2 separate regions of the Homo sapiens genome follow, and region 2 is linked to region 1. Evidence: read pairs that join two places in POLR2A ChIA-PET (ENCODE). Cell type or tissue: MCF 10A. All regions are shown on one strand. Links, peaks and the distances in the headings refer to the core of each region. The heading gives the core; the rest is flanking DNA. Region 1 overlaps UBE2Z (ubiquitin conjugating enzyme E2 Z). Region 2 has its middle 5.5 kb from the start of IGF2BP1.

Evidence for each region. ChIA-PET counts read pairs that join two places held together with the same protein. Peaks named below come from ENCODE experiments on the same cell type or tissue, not always from the same donor. Only the 100,000 strongest peaks of a DNase experiment are listed, where the experiment ranks them.
Region 2: POLR2A ChIA-PET joins it to region 1 with 5 read pairs; 17 of 35 experiments call an interaction of 5 or more read pairs at or near these places.

What each region holds. Positions count from the first base shown.
Region 1 is chr17:48,912,645-48,923,050 of GRCh38, reverse strand. UBE2Z (ubiquitin conjugating enzyme E2 Z) reads right to left here. Exons shown (of 7, transcript NM_023079.5): 3 at 10,030-10,217; 4 at 6,864-6,975; 5 at 1,779-1,891; 6 at 114-204. Among named protein-coding and RNA genes, the nearest start is that of UBE2Z, 9.4 kb to the right of the region's middle. RefSeq lists an enhancer at 6,889-7,228. In MCF 10A, for the core only: no CTCF peak of the experiment used is centred there; a DNase peak (open chromatin) is centred at 7,070.
Region 2 is chr17:48,987,923-48,995,922 of GRCh38, reverse strand. No RefSeq gene overlaps it. Among named protein-coding and RNA genes, the nearest start is that of IGF2BP1, 5.5 kb to the left of the region's middle. In MCF 10A, for the core only: no CTCF peak of the experiment used is centred there; no DNase peak of the experiment used is centred there.

The sequences.
Region 1 (10,406 bases), core at 2,407-10,406:
TGAACCCAGGCTTAGCTGTGTCATTCTATGACAGCTGTCGATGCCACGCTTGTGGGGGGCTTTTACATGGCCAGCTGTAGGGCTTCTGCAATTAGCAGCAGGGGTTGTATTACCTGCATAGTTTGGCCTTGAAGGTGCAGGCGATCTTTGCAGGCCACCTCGTAGAAGTCGTAATACTCCAGAAAGGACTTCTCCATCACCCCTCTGGAAAACAAGCAGAAAAGTGTAAGTGAGAAACCCAGGGGTACAGGTCACCCCTTCCTTACCTAACCTTTTTTTTTTTTCAGATGGAGTCTTGCTCTGTAGCCCATGTTGGAGTGCAGTGGTGCAACCTCAGCTCACTGTGACCTCTGCCTCCCGGATTCATGCAATTCTCCTGCCTCAGCCTCCTGAGAAGCTGGGATTACAGGCATATGCCACCACGCCTGGCTAATTTTTGTTTTTAGTAGAGACGGGGTTTCACCATGTTGCCCAGGCTGGTCAGGAACTCCTGACCTCAACTGATCTGCCTGCGTCGGCCTCCCAAAGTGCTAGGACTACAGGCGCAAGCCACCACACCTGGCCTCTTTACCTAACCTTAATGCCAAATTAAATACCTACCATTCCCAAGTCCAGATCTGTTTTCTACAAAGATCTTTTCATTTTATTTATTTTTTATTTTTTTGAGACTGAGTCTCGCTCTTTTGCCCAGGCTGGAATACAGTGGCGCAATCTCGGCTCACTGCAACCTCCGCCTCCCAGGTTCAAGTGATTCTCATGCTTCAGCCTCCTGAGTAGCTGGGATTACAGGTGCGTGCCACCACACCCGGGTAATTTTTGTATTTTTAGTAAAGATGTGGTTTCACCATGTTGGTCAGGCTGGTCTTGAACTCCTGACCTGGTGATCTGCCTTCCTTGGCCTCCCAAAGTGCTGGGATTACAGTTCCTTTTGGAAAAAGGAACACCTAACTGCCCGTGGTTGACTTCCCCTACACATCAGGAATTATGAGTGTGACTGTAATATTCACCATTAGTTTTCTTTTTGAGGCAGGGTCTTGCTGTGTTACCCAGGCTGGAGTGCAGTGGTGTCATCACAGCTCACTGCAGCCTCAACCTCTTAGGCTCAAGCAATCCTCCCACCTCAGCCTCCTGACTGGCTGTGACTGCAGGAGCGTGCCATCACACCTGGCTAATTTTAAAATTTCTGTAGAGATGGGGTCTCCCTGTGTTGCCCAGGCTGGTCTCGAACTCTTGGGCTCAAGTGATCCTCCCGCCTCAGCCTCCCAAAGTACTAGGATTACAGGCGTGAGCCACCACCAAGCCAATACTCACCATTTGAATCCCAACTTCAACTCATGACTTGCTCCACCTCCATTGCTTTTCATCAGCCATCCCCAATCCCAAACCTTACTCAAAATTCTCCTAGAAGTTTATTTATTTAACCCTGACGTTGCTCATCCAGTTTTGGCACTTAAAAATAACTTCAGCACTAAGAAATGAGTCTTATTATGAAGTACTCTACACATTTGGCTGGAAAAAAGTACGTCCAAGCCTTCATCAAACTGGAAGCTCCCTGAGCGTGTGGACTGCCTCTCCCAAAGGCATGGCATTCTCCAACAACAGAGTAGCTCTCTGAACTTCCTCTTGGGTAACCCTCAGCCACTTGTTCTTTAAAAGCAGGAACCACATCTTTCCTTCTTCTCTATCTCCCTCTGGTACCCAACACTGTACTCTGCCCCAAAGATGCCAACTACCCAAATGCCCGAAAGGAATACCAAGCAAGCCCGCTTGACACATACCGTAGGGGTTCAGGACAGGGACACTTTCCTTCCATCATGTCACAGACTGCAACTCTGATGGTCTCGTGCCGGATACATTCATTATAGTTTTTGCTGTCTCCTGGATGTCTCTCCTATAATGTAACAGATGCCAGAGTATTCCAAAAATTAAGCAAAAAGAAAACCAATGGGAAGGGACTTCAAGATTAGTATGGGGTATGTCAGCCAGTCACACAAACTAAAAAGATACCTTTCCCACTGTATGGCAGATCCATGAAGAGCAACCACACCTTTATTTTTGACACCATTCACCTCCACCACCCTCCAAATATACCAACAGGTTACAGGTCATTTGGCCTATCACCAGCAAACTAGATCCATCATATTTTCCTGAATGTGAAGTGAAAGGTCTATCAAGTAAAGATTATGTGGGAAATAACCAAACATAAGAATGATGGTAGGGTTGCTAAGCCTGGTGGCATAAACTAATAGTCCCAGCTACTCAGGAAGCCAAGGTGTGAGGATCACTTGAGCCCAAGAGTTTGGGTTCAGCCTAGACAACAAAGTAAGTTCCTGTTTTTTCAGTTTTTCTTTTTGGAGACAGGGTCTTTGCTGTTGCCCAGGCTGGAGTGCAGCGGCACCATCACAGCTAACTGCAGCCTTGACTTCCTGGGCTCCAGCAATCCTCAAACTCCTGGGCTCTAGCGATCCTCCCACCTCAGCCTCCTGAGTAGCTGGGACTAAAGACATTCGTCACCATGGTGGGCCCCGAGTTTTTATTTTTTATTATTTATTTGTTTTTTTGAGTTTTGCTCGTCACCCAGGCTGGAGTGCAATGGCACGATCTCAGCTCACTGCAACCTCCGCCTCCTGGGTTCAAGCGATTCTCCTGTCTCAAGCCTTCCAAGTAGCTGGGATTACAGGCGCCTGTCACCACGCCCAGCTAGTTTTTGTATTTTTTAGTAGAGACAGTGTTTCACCACGTTGGCCAGGCTGGTCCTGAACGCCTGACCTCAGGTAATCCACCTGCCTCAGCCTTCCAAAGCGCTGGGATTACAGGCATGAGCCACCGCACCCGGCTTGTCTTTTATTTAAAAAATTTTTAAGAGGCAGGCTCTTGCTTTGTCATCCAGGCTGGAGAGTGGTGGCATGATCAGAGGTTACTGCTGCCTCGAATTCCTGGGCTCAAGCGATGCTCCTCTCCTCAGCTTCCCAAGTAGCTGGGACTCAAGGCACATGTCACAATGCCCAGCTATTTTTTTAAAAAAGTTTTTCGGTAGAGACAAGGTCTCACTACGTTGCCCAGGCTGGGAAACACTTGTCTCTTTAGGGGGAGAAAAAAAAAAGACAGAAAGAATGATGGTGGGACAAAAAGGTATAAATGAAGTGAAGAGTCTCAGTGTAGAAAACCTTCAGGCATCAACAAGTAAAGGATGCTTCCTGGTTAACCCCTTTACCTGTTATATGTCTCTAGGGTCCCACCATCATTGAACCAATTATTATAAATCAGAAGTAGGGCTGGGCCCGATGGCTCATGCCTGTACTCCCGACACTTTGGGAAGCCGATGCAGGCGGATCGCTTGAGTTCAGGAGTTCAGGATCAGCATTGGCAACATGGTGAGATCCCGTCTCTATAAAAAATACAAAAATTAGCTGGGCATTGGTGGTGTGCACCTGTCGTCCCAGCTACTCAGAAGGCTGAGGTGAGAGGATGGCTAAAGCCCAGGAGTTCGAGGCTTCAGTGAGCTATGACTGTGCCACTGTACTCCAGCCTGGGTGACAAAGCAAGACTTTGTCTCAAAGAAATAGTACAATTAGAAATAAATCTATCAGAAGCTTCGAAAGATAAACTTCAACTTTGGTCTAGAAAGCCAATATAAACAGGGTCTCACTATGGTGTGAATAGAAGGGGAGTATGGCCTCTACTCCTTTAATTTTTCCTGTGCTCTTCTCCTCTTACCACCAACCCCAGTCAATTAGAGCCCTGGCCTCTGATAAAAATAGCTGATGGGCCAGGCGCGGTAGCTCACACCTGTAATCCCAGCACTTTGGGAGGCCGAGGCAGGTGGATCATAAGGTCAGGAGGTGGAGACCAGCCTGGCCAAAACAGTGAAACCCCGTCTCTACTAAAAATACAAAAATCAGCTGGGTGTGGTGGTGTGTGCCTGTAAATAAATAAAAAATAAATAAATAAATAAAATAAAAACAACTGCAAGTCATTCTGGAAGTAAAAAATAAAAAACACAAGGCTGGGCATGGTGGCTCACACCTGTAATCCCAGCACTTTGGGAGGCGGACGTGGGCAGACTGCTTGAGGCCATATGTTCAAGACAAGCCTGGCCAACAGGGCGAAACCCCATCTCTACTACAAATACAAAAATTAGCCAGGCGTCATGGTGTGTGCCTGTAATCCCAGCTACTTGGGAGGCTGAGGTACTAGAATCGCTTGAACCTGGGAGGCAGAGGTTGCAGTGAGCTGAGATCACACCACTGCACTCCAGCCTGGGTGACAGAGTGAGAGTCTGCCTCCAAAAAAAAAAAAAAAAAGACAAGACCTAAAAATCAGCTCCTGCTAATGAGGTCTATTTCAATTAGACTCTCCTCCTGAAATGAATGTTTGGAGAAAGGATGGGTTAGGAAATAATTTTTGTTAACTTTTGAGGCCAGACTCTGTGGCTCACACCTGTGATCCTACCACTTTGTGAGGCCGAGGCAGGCTGATCACCTAAGGTCAGGAGTTCAAGACCAGCTGGCCAACATGGTGAAACGCCACCTCTACTAAAAATACAAAAATTAGCCAGGCGTGGTGGTGTGCGCCTGTAGTCCCAGCTACTCAGGAGGCTGAGGCAGGAGAATTGCTTGACCCTGGGAGGTGGAGGCTGCAGTGAGCCGAGATCACACCACTGCACTCCAGCCTGAGTGATGGAGTGAGACTCTGTCTCAAAAAAAATTTTTATTTTTCATTTTTGAAAGGCATTTTATTATCCTTTGTTCAGGTCTATAGAGGAAGAATCAAAGTTGGTGTCATATGTAATAGTTTAAAAATAAATTAAGTTGGCCAGGCATGGTTGCTCACGCCTGTAATCCCAGCACTTTCAGAGGCCAAGGCGAGTGGATCACCTGAGGTCCGAAATTCGAAACCAGCCTGGCCAAGATGGTGAAACCCCTTCTCTACTAAAAATACAAAAAATTAGCCAGGTGTGGTGGTGCGTGCCCGTAATCCCAGCTACTCGGGAGGCTGAGGCAGAGGAATCACTTGAACCTGGGAGGCAGAAGTTGCTGTGAGCCGAGATTGTGCCATTACACTCCAGCCTGGGTAACAATAGTGAAACTCTGTCTCAAAAAATAAATAAATTAATTAAGCTGTTCTAATCACCTATCCGGAATCATTTTCTTTTGGGACTATCACTGGAACTTTTTCCCGTGCTCATGAGTAATTCAGGAAGGCACATCGGAAGAGTGGGAGAAGTTGGGCTCCAATGTAAGTCTGGGGTCCTATCCTGATCTGTGTGTCTTTGTGAAAGTTAATTAACCTCTCTGAGGCAACATTATTTCACTTGAAAATGGGAATAACCATATTTAACCTCACATAGTATGAAGGTTAAACAAGAAATTATATATAAAAACTTGGTAGTGTCCAGCACAGAGCATGCTCTTGGAAAAATGTGAGTTTTCTCCACCTTCTCGTTGGCACTGTTAACTCAAAAAGTCTTGCCCGGGACTCCTAATGACTAGCTCCTTTGACTCTGCAGGTAACAGTCCTTCATAACCCCAGAAGAACAGCTGGCTGGGTAGTAGTCCCTACAGAGCAACTTTAGGGGATGCTGAGAATATAGGCACATAGAACCCACTGGATGCCACAACCCCCAAAGCAGGTCAGAATTAATTTCCAAAGGAGTCCATTGACTTCCATGCTATAAAGGAATCCAAGTCACATACTTATTGTAACTCTCACAAATAAAAAAATTCATTATTATTATTATTTTTTTAAGACGGTGTCTCGCTCTGTCGCTCAGGCTGGAATGCAATGGCCCAATCTTGGCTCACTGTAAGCTCCACCACCTGGGTTCACGCCATTCTCCTGTCTCAGCCTCCGAGTAGCTGGGACTACAGGCGCCTGCCACCACACCCAGCTAATTTTTTGTATTTTTAGTACAGACTGGGTTTCACTGTGTTAGCCAGGATGATCTCAAACTTCTGACCTTGTGATCTGCCCGCCTCGGCCTCCCAAAGTGCTGGGATTACAGGTGTGAGCCACCGCGCCTGGCCATTATTATTTTTTTGGGGGTGGGGGGACCGAGTTTCGCTCCTTACCCAGGCTGGAGTGTAATGGCGTGATCTCAGCTCACTGCAACCTCTGCCTCCAGGGTTCAAGTGATCACACCCAGCTAATTTCTTTTATTTTTAGTAGAGACAGGTTTTCACCATGTTGGCCAGGCTGGTCTCAAACTTCTGACCAGTTAATTTTTAGTAGAGATGGGGTTTTACCAGGTTGGCCAGGCTGGTCTCAAACTCCTGACCTCAGGTGATCCACCTGCCTGCCTCAGCCTCCCAAAGTGCTGGGATTACAGGTGTGAGCCACAGTGGTCGGCAAAAAATTTCATTACTAAAAAACACGTGTCAATTCCCTTTTTTTCCCTATACCAACAAATGTAGTACATGGGGCTGTGCTAGGTCCAAAACAAAACAAAACAAAACAAAACAAAAAAAACCTCCCAAGCAGATCTCTTAAAACACTATTCTGGCTGGGCGCGGTGGCTCACGCCTGTAATCCCAGCACTCTGGGAGGCCGAGGCAGGCGGATCACCAGGTCAGGAGCTGGAGACCAGCCTGGCCAATATGGTGAAACCCCATCTCTACTAAAAATATAAAAATTAGCCAGGCATGGTGGTACACGCCTGTAGTCCCAGCTACTTGGGAGGCTGAGACAGAATGGCTTGAACCCGGGAGGCGGAGGTTGCAGTAAGCTGAGATTGCACCACTGCACTACAGCCTAGGTGACAGAGGAAGACTCTGTCTCAAAAAAAAAAAAAAACAAAAAAACCAACCAACCAAACAAACAAAAACAATAGTCTACACCCCAGAGCCAGGCCCATCTGGCCTTACCTGTTCAAAGCCGGGCTCATTGTGATAGGGGTTCTCAGTCATCAGGGACTGGATAGAGATGAGCACTGAGGAGATGCTCTGGGCTGGGCTCCAGGCAGGTCCAGTCCATGTACTGTAAACACATCAGAAGGAATGGAGGGTGAGGCAGAGAAAGAATAGGGAACAAGTACCCTGGGGCCCGGCAACACCACCATAAGTGACTCACCATAAGTTTCTCTTTCACTATTAATACTCTGGAATTTCCCAGCCTCTGTCTCATGCTCATGTTCTGATTTCACCAGAAATCAGTCAATTGCCTAATCCTCAAATCAAGGGGGGGGGGCAAAAGAACAGGTAATAGCAAGCTATGTAACTTTGAAGGGATTTTCTTTGTACTAGAAACAGTTACGACAATCAAAACAAAAGAAATTAGGTAAGCAATTAGCTCCAAAGTTGTCTAAATGTTAATCTCCGTGGATCTCAAAGAGCTTGTTTATGGGTGGTGATGGAGTTAGTGAGGGGAGAGGGAAGTTGAGCATAAAGGGACACAGGTGACTGAAGCCATCTGGTTAGAGGCCATGTGGTGGGGCTATTGGGGATCCAGTTCTGTATCAAACCCCCAAGGAGTGTCAAATTCTCTTAAGACTACACAACTCTTCCAAAGAACAGGAAGAGAATAAGGGGTGCTTCCAGACAGTGGAAGGTCTGAAAATAATATATGGAAAACGTCAAATACCAAAATTGCTCCTCTCTTTCATAAACCCAACCAAGTATTAGGGGGAGGGGACAGCTTGGATGTTAATGACATTTATTTTTAGCTCAATTAATTGAAGAGATGGCACCGGAGCTGGAAGCCGAACACAACCTAAGCCAGGACTGGCTTGTTCAAGTTGACTGCCTGCTTCTGTTTCCCTGCTGTACTTGAGGAAAGCCCAAGTCAGTAATGCCTAATAGTAACTTCACTGGGGACTGCTCTTAAGTGCCTCTATCTTTTCAGCTTTGCTCCCCCAGGAACTCTAGACCTACTGCTCTCTGAAGCTTTACAACAGAGTCAACTCTCGTTAAATTTCTTTTGTCAGTAAGTCAGCCCAACATTGTTTTCTAGGTAAAGAGGAAAAAAAAAACATGGCTGATAAAGCTAATACAGTCAACTAGGAACACCTAAGAATTTTCTTTTCTTTCTTTTTTGAGACAAAGTCTCCCTCTGTCACCCAGGCTGGAGTGCAGTGGCGTGATCTTGGCTCACTGCAACCTCTGCCTCCCAGGTTCAAGCAATTCTTGTGCCTCAGCCTCCCGAGTAGCTGGGACTAGAGGCATGCGCCACCATGCCTGGCTAATTTTTGTATTTTTAGTAGAGACGGGGTTTCGCCAGGCTAGGCTGGTCTCGAACTCCTGACCTCAGGTGATCCACCCGCCTCGGCCTCCCAAAGTGCTGGGATTACAGGTGTGAGCCACCGCACCCGGCTGAAATTTTCTACTCTGTGATTCTTTATGGCAAATTTTCAATTTCAGGGCAGCTTCTCCTTTTCTACCTAACACACTTCTACTACTTTTACCCCACTGTCCTGTGGCTGGTATCTCAAAAGAGTTTTATATTGACCCAATGAGGGAGAGCCTACTTTGAGACACGCTTTCGCGAACAAATTTCATACAGAAGCAACGACTAAATTTCTTTATCATCATGGGTTTTAGCCTACCAGCAAAGACAATTAATTAAGTACCCTAACGAGATGAAGTACTTCTTTAAGGACAACCTCCTTTAAAAGACTTCTTCACTGCCAAAATCACAGCAGAACATATCCCTGGGTCTGAGCAAGTCCTAGAAAAATGAATCATGTCTCTAAGTTTATTTCAAATGCTGCTCTTCCCTCACACAAACCTGGAAACATGTTGGATAGCAGGAAAACAGAATAATCAGTTTGGGGGTACTTTCTCAACTTCAACCTGCACGTGTTCTCTGTCCCAGAGAAGTTCAGACCACTATAAAAACACCAATCCAAAATATGCGAGAAGATGTCCACACTGAGTTTTCAGCCCCCAAAGGCAACTAAAATGGGAACTCTATGAAGCAAAACCTCAGAAGCATCCAGAAAGAAGATGCACTAGAAACTCATTTCATATCTAATGTGATTTCCAATCTCAGACATTTGTCATTATTAAAATATTATAATCAGGTCAGGCATGGAGGCTCATGCCTGTAACCCCAGTGCTTTGGGAGCCACAAGAGGACGACTGCTTGAGGACAAGAATTCAAGACCAGCCTGGGCAACATAGTGAGATACCTGCCTCTACCAACAAAACAAAACAAAACAAAAACAAACAAAACAAAACAAAAATGAAACCATAATGATCACCACCACCACCACCGCCACTGCCTTCAAAGCAACTTATTGCAAGACTCAAATTAAGACACCCCAAATCTTGAATGGCACAGACCTGCAGCCTTTCTCAACCTGTTCAGGAGAGAAAATAAGGCCTTAACACCCCAAGAGAGTGGTTCTGAAACTGCAGTATGCACCACAATCATCTGGAGAGCTTGTAAAAAACAGATTTCTGGGCCGGGCACGGTGGCTCATGCCTCTAATCCCAGCACTTTGGGAGGCCAAGGTGAGTGGATGATGAGGTCAAGAGATCGAGACCATCCTGGCCAACATGGTGAAACTCCGTCTCTACTAAAGATACAAAAATTAGCTAGGTGTGGTGGTGCACGCCTGTAGCCCCAGCTACTTGGGAGACTGAGGCAGGAGAATCGCTTGAATCTGGGAGGCAGAGGTTGCAGTGAGCCAAGATCGTGCCACTGCACTCCAGCCTGGCGACAGAGCAAGACTCCGTCTCAAAACAAACAAAAAACAACAACCAAAAAAACCAGATTTTTGGCCCCAACCCCAGAGTTTCTTTTGTAGGTCTAAGATAGGGCCCCAGAAACTGCTCGGCTACAAGTTCCCAGATGCTCAGGGCCACACTCTTAAGAGAACCACTTCTCAAAGGTTACCACTGTAATAAATTAACTTCTCCCCTCTGCATCTAGAATGATACTAGTCACATACCATCCTGAGGAGATTTGAGAAGAGTCACTCAATCATTTTCTGTGTTCTGTAGTTCAGATGAGGGACTCCGGTTGATAAAGGCTGACCTAGAGTAATTATCTGCTAACAACCGACTTGGCTACTTAAAAGTCTCCTCTTACCCTAGAATACTCAAGCAGACTTTCCCATTGCGGTAGAAGTTGGGGTTAAACCTCACTGTGTTATTGCCCGTTGTCATCAGTTTGACCCGAGGTGGGTGGATGGGATAGTCGGGCGGACACCGAAACACGAACAGGAAGAAACCCCCTTCATAAGGAGTGTCAAATGGGCCTGTGATCAATGCATGAATCTGCAAAATAAAACCCCATCTCAAAATTGTGAGGTGATGACCCACCCCAAGCCCTCCTGGCTACCCTCCACCTACTACCCACACCAGAAGCAGAGTCCATAATCTGGTACACATGTTCTATATCCTCACCATGCAGAAGGAACATCCTGTATTCACTCATACTAATACGTAGGTTTGGAATTTTAAGAA
Region 2 (8,000 bases), core at 1-8,000, 75 kb before region 1:
TGGGATGGCGCCAGGGGTGGCCGAGAGCGCGGCCCGGAGACCCTGGAACCCCCTCGCCCAGGGAACGGGGAAAAAGGAGGGGTCGACCCCCAGAAATTCTGGAATCCCCTTGAACAGGGCGAAAACTGGGGTGTTACTCCGGACTCTGTGGGAGGGAGGATAATTCTAGCGGGGGCACGCGTGCTGGGAGGGCAGGTGAGGAAGGGGGTCACTCCCCTTCCCCAGTCCCCGACCCCATTGTCTCAGTCGCCTGCGGCCCGGGCCGACTCCGCAACACGTGTTGACTACACCGATATGAATGCCTTGAATTTTTTTTATTGTTATTATTTTTCGTTTGCAGAGTCTGAGCTGACTCCGACTTTGGCTCACCGCTCTGCGGCCGGACGATTGTATGCCATTCAAAAAGTCGGGAGTTGAAAGACAGCACGCAGCACCTTTGTCCCCCTCCCCGTTTTCCCGGCGCGCTGAAAAGAAATGGGGCTGGGACTTAGGGGCGGGGGAGGGCTTCCAACTCGGTTTCTCTATATCCTCCACCACCTTAGAGCCCACCCTCCCCAATGAGCGTTTTGTTCTACCCAGCCACGTGTTTGTCGGATTTTTGTTTTTGTGATTTTTTTTTCCCATGGAACAACAAGAATTAAAGTACTAGGAGCTATTTGTTGTTGAGTAGAAAGAGAATATTTTCTGTCCAAGAAGGTGGGAGACATCTGTGTCTCACCCCCACACACACACCTCCGACCCTCCCCCCTTATCTGACTCTTAATACTTAGCTGTTGGTCACAAGCATTATTTTTAAACAAACCAATGAGTAGGAAACAGGCATGCCACATAGTAGGCACTCAATAAACATTTTTTTAAATGAAAAACAAGCTAATACAAACAGCACAGCAAAGAGAATTGATGAAAATTAGAGTCCAGGGGGGAAAAAATTATCTTGGCCAGAACGTGTGGCTCTGTTGCCCGGGAACTTTTCTTGGTGATGTGTGTAGACTTTTGAAAGGGCTAAAAGATGGTCTCAAAAAGGCTGTTGTATTTCTTGGCCTTTTCCTAAAGAGGAGCCCCAATCTCCTTAAATCTTTTCTGTTATATTGGGGAACAAGGAGGAGGGCAACTAGGCAGATCATCCCAGTTCCCAGAAACTTTAAGTGCTGTTTCTTTCATTTAATTTGAATCTTTAGGTGCTAATAAAAGCACTTCTCAGATTGTCTCCCTGGGGGACATATCCACTACTCTGCCTCTGTATGCCTAAAACAAAAGCAAGTTACACCCCATAAAAATCTCCATCCAGACCTCTAAACTCCTATAAAATGCAGTCCACTTTTTACTATCCTAGAGTCAATGGGAAACAACATTTTTAAAAATAATCAGTGAATTCAGTTCACTTTCAGGTTGATTTTTTTCCATGTAAAAATATACTAACTAAATGTTAGCTGAAATCAGTTTTAATGTATTTAAGATAACGTTAGAAGAGAATATATAAATTTCACTTGAACAATCTGCTATTTTTAAATCCTTTTAAATATTTAATTAAAAATTACCAATAATTGCTAAATTGAAACTGATTAGTTCTTTTTAAAAAATCAGCTGTTTTACTGAATTCTAATCCTCTCCACCCCCCAAAAAAAGGCTTATGTGTGTATAGTCAGAAGCTGCAAAGGCTGCAAGAATACAAGAGAGGAGACAACAGGGGTGAGATACAGATCTTTTTAGCCCCCAAATCAGTTTTGCCTTAGTGACCTGGCTATTTTAGGCTGGGGTTGGGGGAACTAAATCACATTGATTGGTGTTTCATCTCTCCCTTTTGAATGAGCCCAGCACTCACATTAAGGGTTATTTCTTATCTAGACTGACATTCCTAGGTTAGGGATAAAAATGGGCAGACTTGAGGTACCATAACTTTTCATCTTTCTTTTCTTTGTTTTTGTTAACATTAAAGATTACTATCAAATATTGTATTTATTTTCAATTTTTTTTCTACATTGCTTCTTTGGGACAGATAAATCTTTAGTGCAGAGTTACACTTGTGTAAGAGTTAAAAATATAGCTACAGGATTAAATGGTTTTTTCTTTAATAATTATCCTTTATAATACATATCGTATATAATATATATTGTATATTCTACATAGTAATATTAATACTGTTATACCTCTTCCTCTTCTTGTTCTCCTCCTCTTCCTCCTCTTCTTTATTTTTTCCTGGAGAACAGTTTGGTCTAGTTATGGAATTTAATTATCTGAATTCAGAAACACTGACATTTGACTCCATTTTAAAGATAGGATAATAATCCATTTTCCTCCAATGTGAATATACAAATACATGCAGAGAGGAAAAAAAAAGTTTGAGAGAATAAACCAACTTTTTTAAAGATGAAAATAAAAGAATATTTTTCTTGGAGAAATAAGCCAAGTTAAAAAAAGGAAAGACAAAAAGGAAAGAAAAAAGTTTAAAAAAATGAAAAAAGAAAAAATAGAAAAATTAAAAATCAATAATTTCACTTGTCATAGAAAATTAATTTTACTTGTAAATGTTTATTTTTCAGCATTTGTCCATTTATAATGGTTTAAAATTTATCATTTTTATATCTTAATTTTTCACTTGCATTTGTACCATAAATATTTCCCCAGGCTGCCTCCAAGTTTTCATAACTATCATTTTAATTCAGTCCAGTTATATGTGTAAATTATTAATCATAATATTTAGATATACATTTCATCAAATTTTTTACTTTTGTAAACAGTGCTGAACAGATATTCTGGTGAATATAAATTTTTCCTTTTTGGGGTTAGCTCCTTTGCATAAATCCCCAGAATATATATTGCATTTTAAATCTAACACTTACTGACTCTTCTATTTTTAAAGTGTAGCATGTTTTACAAAAGAAAGAACAAAACAAATGGAAAGCAGCTAGGAGGGAAATACATTAAAATACAATTTATTTTCTAATGAATCCATCAATTTTGGAATAAAATTACGGTTGCTATAAAATACAGAAAAAGGAAAGCTCACATTTCCTGATATATTGCTGCTTTAACCTCAAAGTTTTTAGAGGAATTTGTTTTTTGTTTGGTTGGTTTTTATTTTATTTATTTACTTTTGTTGTTGCTTGCTTGTTTTTTTACTGTTACTACTTTAGGATGTTTTGTTTCTTCCTGCAACTTAAAGTCTTAGTGTGGTTCTTTTAAATGCCTATAAACTTTAAGAAAGTGTAAATTAGTTCCAGTTTAAAAGCACATGCAGCTTTTTCTCCTGTCAAATAAATAAGGATAAGTATGTGTTTAGGATATCTCATAAAATGTAAGCAAACTGTAAGCAGAAAAGGAAATTTTTCTCCTTCAAATTATCGTTCATTCAAAAGTGTTCAGTGTTTAAGACCTGAGAAAGAAATGTATTTATTCCAGAGATAGAAGAGGCTCAAGGGGAAAAAAGAACTTTAAGGACAATCGTTTGTTTTTCTGTGGGTCACACAGTGTGTTTGACAAAACCTCTCAATTTTTTGTTTTGGTTCAGGTTTACAATGTAGAAACTTTTAGGTAAGGAGGGGATCATTTATTTTATTAACTTTAAAAATAGATGTTTTCAAATTCATTTTGTTAGTAAACTACTCCACCCAACCTCTATTAATACATGTAGAAGAAATGGTCAATAACATGCTTCACATTACATTCTTATTACCTTTTGTAATTTTTTTTATTCCAAAGTCATTTGATCAAAAGATAATGTACGATCTTGTTTAGTTCCTACAGCACAAAACACAAAATAGATCACTGATTGATTTGGGGGGGGATTGTATAATTCAAGAAAAGACAAGGAAAAAATGTTATTTTTCAAAATAAATTGTAAAAAGCAACAAAAGAGAAGGAATCCATATATAAATATTAAGGTGGAAACAGTAATGAGACAATTTTGTACTTGAAATCAACATATCTTCTAAATATTTAAATTATTTTAATTCGAAATTAATCAGTTACATGTCAAACTTCATGAAGTTTCCATTTTAGCTACACAACATCTATACATTTTAAGACTAAAAGAATTTTTTAACTCAGCAAATTATTTTCGTTTGCTTTTCTAAAAATTTTACCCCTAATGATGAGATTAACTGACTACTCCTGTTTAGGATTTTTTTTCAGGAGCTGCCACAAATATTTCAGTTACTAGGGATAATGCTGCTATGTTGGGGTTTTTTGTTGTTTTAAATTTTAAAAATTAAGAAATATTATTTCACTAGTATTTCATCACCAAAAAATTAATTTAAAACAGTTCAATCTGTCTTCATGTACAAACCAGATTTACAAAGAAAAGAGACTCAGCCTAATAGTATGGCATTTTTGTTTTAAATGGTTGTTTGACTAAACTGAGACACAATTCTAAAAGTGACTCCTAATTTTCATGAGTTAACAATCTAGAGAGAATTTTGGTTCACCCAACTCTCCTATAAACACCTCCACCTTTTTTTTTTTAAAGAATTATTATCAACACAACTTAATTTCCACTCTTAAACACAATCTGAAAATATTTGGTGAGCATTTATATAATAAATTATTGAGTACATTCTTATAATTTTCTTTTCATTTCTAAAATGTGTTTATAAAGTGTATAGGGAAAGAATTCAGAGTTATTTCTAAATTGCTTTAAAATGAGGTTCCTGACCCATCTTTTTTCCTACCTTCCTCTTCCTCCCTGCCCCTCCCCCTGCCCCTGCCCCTCCCCTCTCTCTTCCTCCCCCTCTCCTTTTGTTCCTCCATTTTTCTTCCCGCTCCGGACACTGTCAGTTCCTTTCCTCCTCCCCCTTTACCTTTACCCTCTTTTCAATTTTTCTTTTTCTTTGTTGCTTCTCTTTACCCTTTTATTATTCTCCTGCTCCTCTGCCCCTCAACTGATTTGTTCCTTCTCTTAAATCAATATACCTAACCAAACTTTCTGTCCTTTTTCTTCTCCCTCTCCCACTATCACTAACTTGTTCTCATTCAAACTTACTTCTAGTGAAAGGGAAGGATGCAGAGATGCTTGAATTATTTTATACACCAAAAGGGGAAACTTGTTACATTTTTTAGGAGAACCTCAGGATGATTCAGTTCCCAGAACAACTCCGCTCCAGTATTCCCAGTTTTTATTGGCTGAACATTCATCAGACACTTTGACATTTTTGTGTCATTTTTCCATGTCCTACTTTGCTTATAACTAAATTTGTAATTAGCATTTTATGACCAAATCCTTGAGGGCAAAGCCTCTGTATCACCCAGGGTGTCTAACAGTGCTGACAGTAAAAATCTACTGAATAAGTATATTTGATACTATCTGAGAAGATGTGATCATTGTGATCAGATAAGATGCTGTTTTCAGCCTGTAAGCGCCTTTTTCTTTTAAATAAATACAACACAATCAGATGAAATACAGATAAATGTAGTCATTTAAAAGGATAATTGGTCTATATCAAAAATAGCAACCAAGGGGCATCTCTGAGCTTGAGCTTGTTGCTCCCTGGTTCTGTTCCCATGACAGTTTTGTGCCCATGGCAGTTCTGTACCCAAGGTCAGCAACCGCTTTCCTCTGTGTCTGGTCACACCGGCTCAGAATTCTCAACTGAGGGCTTCAGGCAATCACAGCCACCATCAGAATTAATTACAGAGCCCTTTGCCATTCTGATATCCTCTAGTGCCCCACAGCCAGGATGACAGTCTTAAGGAGGTAACCCACATACACCTACTGCCAAGAGCTCTCTTAGGTTCTTCCTTCTGGGAATGTAACTAGCACCCCACTAACTACATACATAAAGATTTCTTATTTTGTATATCATCCAAAGCAAAAACGTTACCCCAAGACAGCCCTTCTCATTGGTCCCCAGGTCGTCTGTTATAGCCCCTCAGCCAGAGCAGATGTTCACCTAATGTCCTACCTGTCAATACAGCTATGAACACCCAAGGAGAAAGCAAACCAATTTTTATAGCAGGCTAAATTAAAACAAAAACTAAGCAGTTCATGAAAATAGTAAGGTTGCGTGTTTTTAAATATATTTATAATACTCATTACTAGCAAGAATATAGTGAAATAAACATTCCATATGGCTGTGTGGGAGGACAATTTTAAGGCAACAAGAACCTTTAAAAATTAATTTCTCTTTCACTTAGAAATTGCACTATTGAGTAACCTCTCTACAAAAAAATCCAGTATGTAAAAAAAAAAAAATTATTCAGCCTTAAACAGGAATGAAATTCTGATACCTACTGCAATATGGATGAACTTTGGAAACATGCTAAGTAAAATAAGCCAAAGCAAAAGGATAAATGGATGATTCGTAGTTGGTACAGAATTTCAATTTTGGATGAAAAAATTCATGAGATGGGTAGTGTAATGGTTGCATAACAGTGTGAATGTACTTAAAGCCACTGAATTTTATGCTTCAAATGGTTAAAATTGTAAATTTTATTATGTATATTTTATCTTTTTTTTTTTAAGAGACAGAATCTCACTGTCGCCCTGGCTGGAGTTCAGTGACACAATTAGAGCTAACTGTAGCCTTGATCTCCTGAGCTCAGGTGATCCTCCCACCCCAGCCTCCTGAGCAGCTGGGACTACAGGCAAGCTACCACTATGCCCAGCTCATTTTTATTTATTTATTTATTTATTTATTTATTTATTTATTTATTTCGTAGAGACCGGATCTCACTATATTGCCCAGGCTGGTCATGAACTCCTGGCACCAAGAGATCCTCCCACCTTGGCCTCCCAAAGTGTTGGGATTGCAGGCATGATATCATGATATTTTTAAAGGCAAAAAAAAAAAATTGGTTTAAAAAAATCTAAACAAACAAACAGGGTCGGGTGCGGTGGCTCACACCTGTAATCCCAGCACTTTGGGAGGCCGAGGCCGGTGGATCACATGAGGTCAGGAGTTCGAGACCAGCCTGACCAACATGGAGAAACTCTGTCTCTACTAAAAATACAAAAATTAGCCGGGCGTAGTGGTGCATGCCTGTAATCCCAGCTACTCGGGAGGCTGAGGTAGGAGAATTGCTTGAACCCAGGAGGCAGAGGTTGCAGTGAGCCGAGATTGTGCCATTGCACTCCAGCCTGGGCAACAAGAATGAAACTCCGACTCAAAAAACAAACAAACAAAACAATGAATAAAGATGTGTTATTAATAACCGTCAAAAAAAACTTTCAGCTGGGCAAGGTGGCTCATGCCTGTAATCCCCCCACTTTGGGAGGCTGAGGCCAGAGGAGCACTTGAGCCCACGAATTCGAGACCAGCATGGGAAACACAATGAGACCTCATTTCTACGAAAAATTTTAAAAATTAGCCGCGCTTGGGAGCTAGGCGCGGTGGCTCACGCCTGTAATCCCAGCACTCTGGGAGGCCGAGGTGGGCGGATCACGAGGTCAGGAGATCCAGACCATCCTGGCTGACACGGTGAAACCCCGTCTCTACTAAAAATACAAAAAAATTAGCCAGGCGTGGTGGCGGGCGCCTGTAGTCCCAGCTACTCGGGAGGCTGAGGCAGGAGAATGGCGTGAACCCAGGAGGCGGAGCTTGCAGTGAGCAGAAATCGCGTCGCTGCACTCCAGCCTGGGCGACAGAGCAAGACTCCGTCTCAAAAAAAAAAATAAACAAACAACAATAAAAAAAAATTAGCCGGGCTTGGTGGCACATGCCTGTTGTCCCAGCTACTCGGGAGACTGAGGTGGAAGGATCGCTTGAGCCCAGGAGATCAAGGCTACAGTGAGCCGAGATGGGTGCCACTGCACTCCAGCTTAGGCAACAGAGTGAGATCCTGTCTAGAAAAAGAAAAAGAAAAAAGAAAGGAAGAAAAGTTTTAACAATATAAATATTAAAAGAGGAATATTCAAATAACTTCTAGCATAACCACTTGAAATATTACATTCCAAAGGGTTTAGAGAAATTTGAGAAAAAGTTTACAGAAAATGAACACAAAACAGTATTTGTGTTCATATAGTTCATATGATTGGAACCTTTTTAAAAAAAATTTAACTACACGTG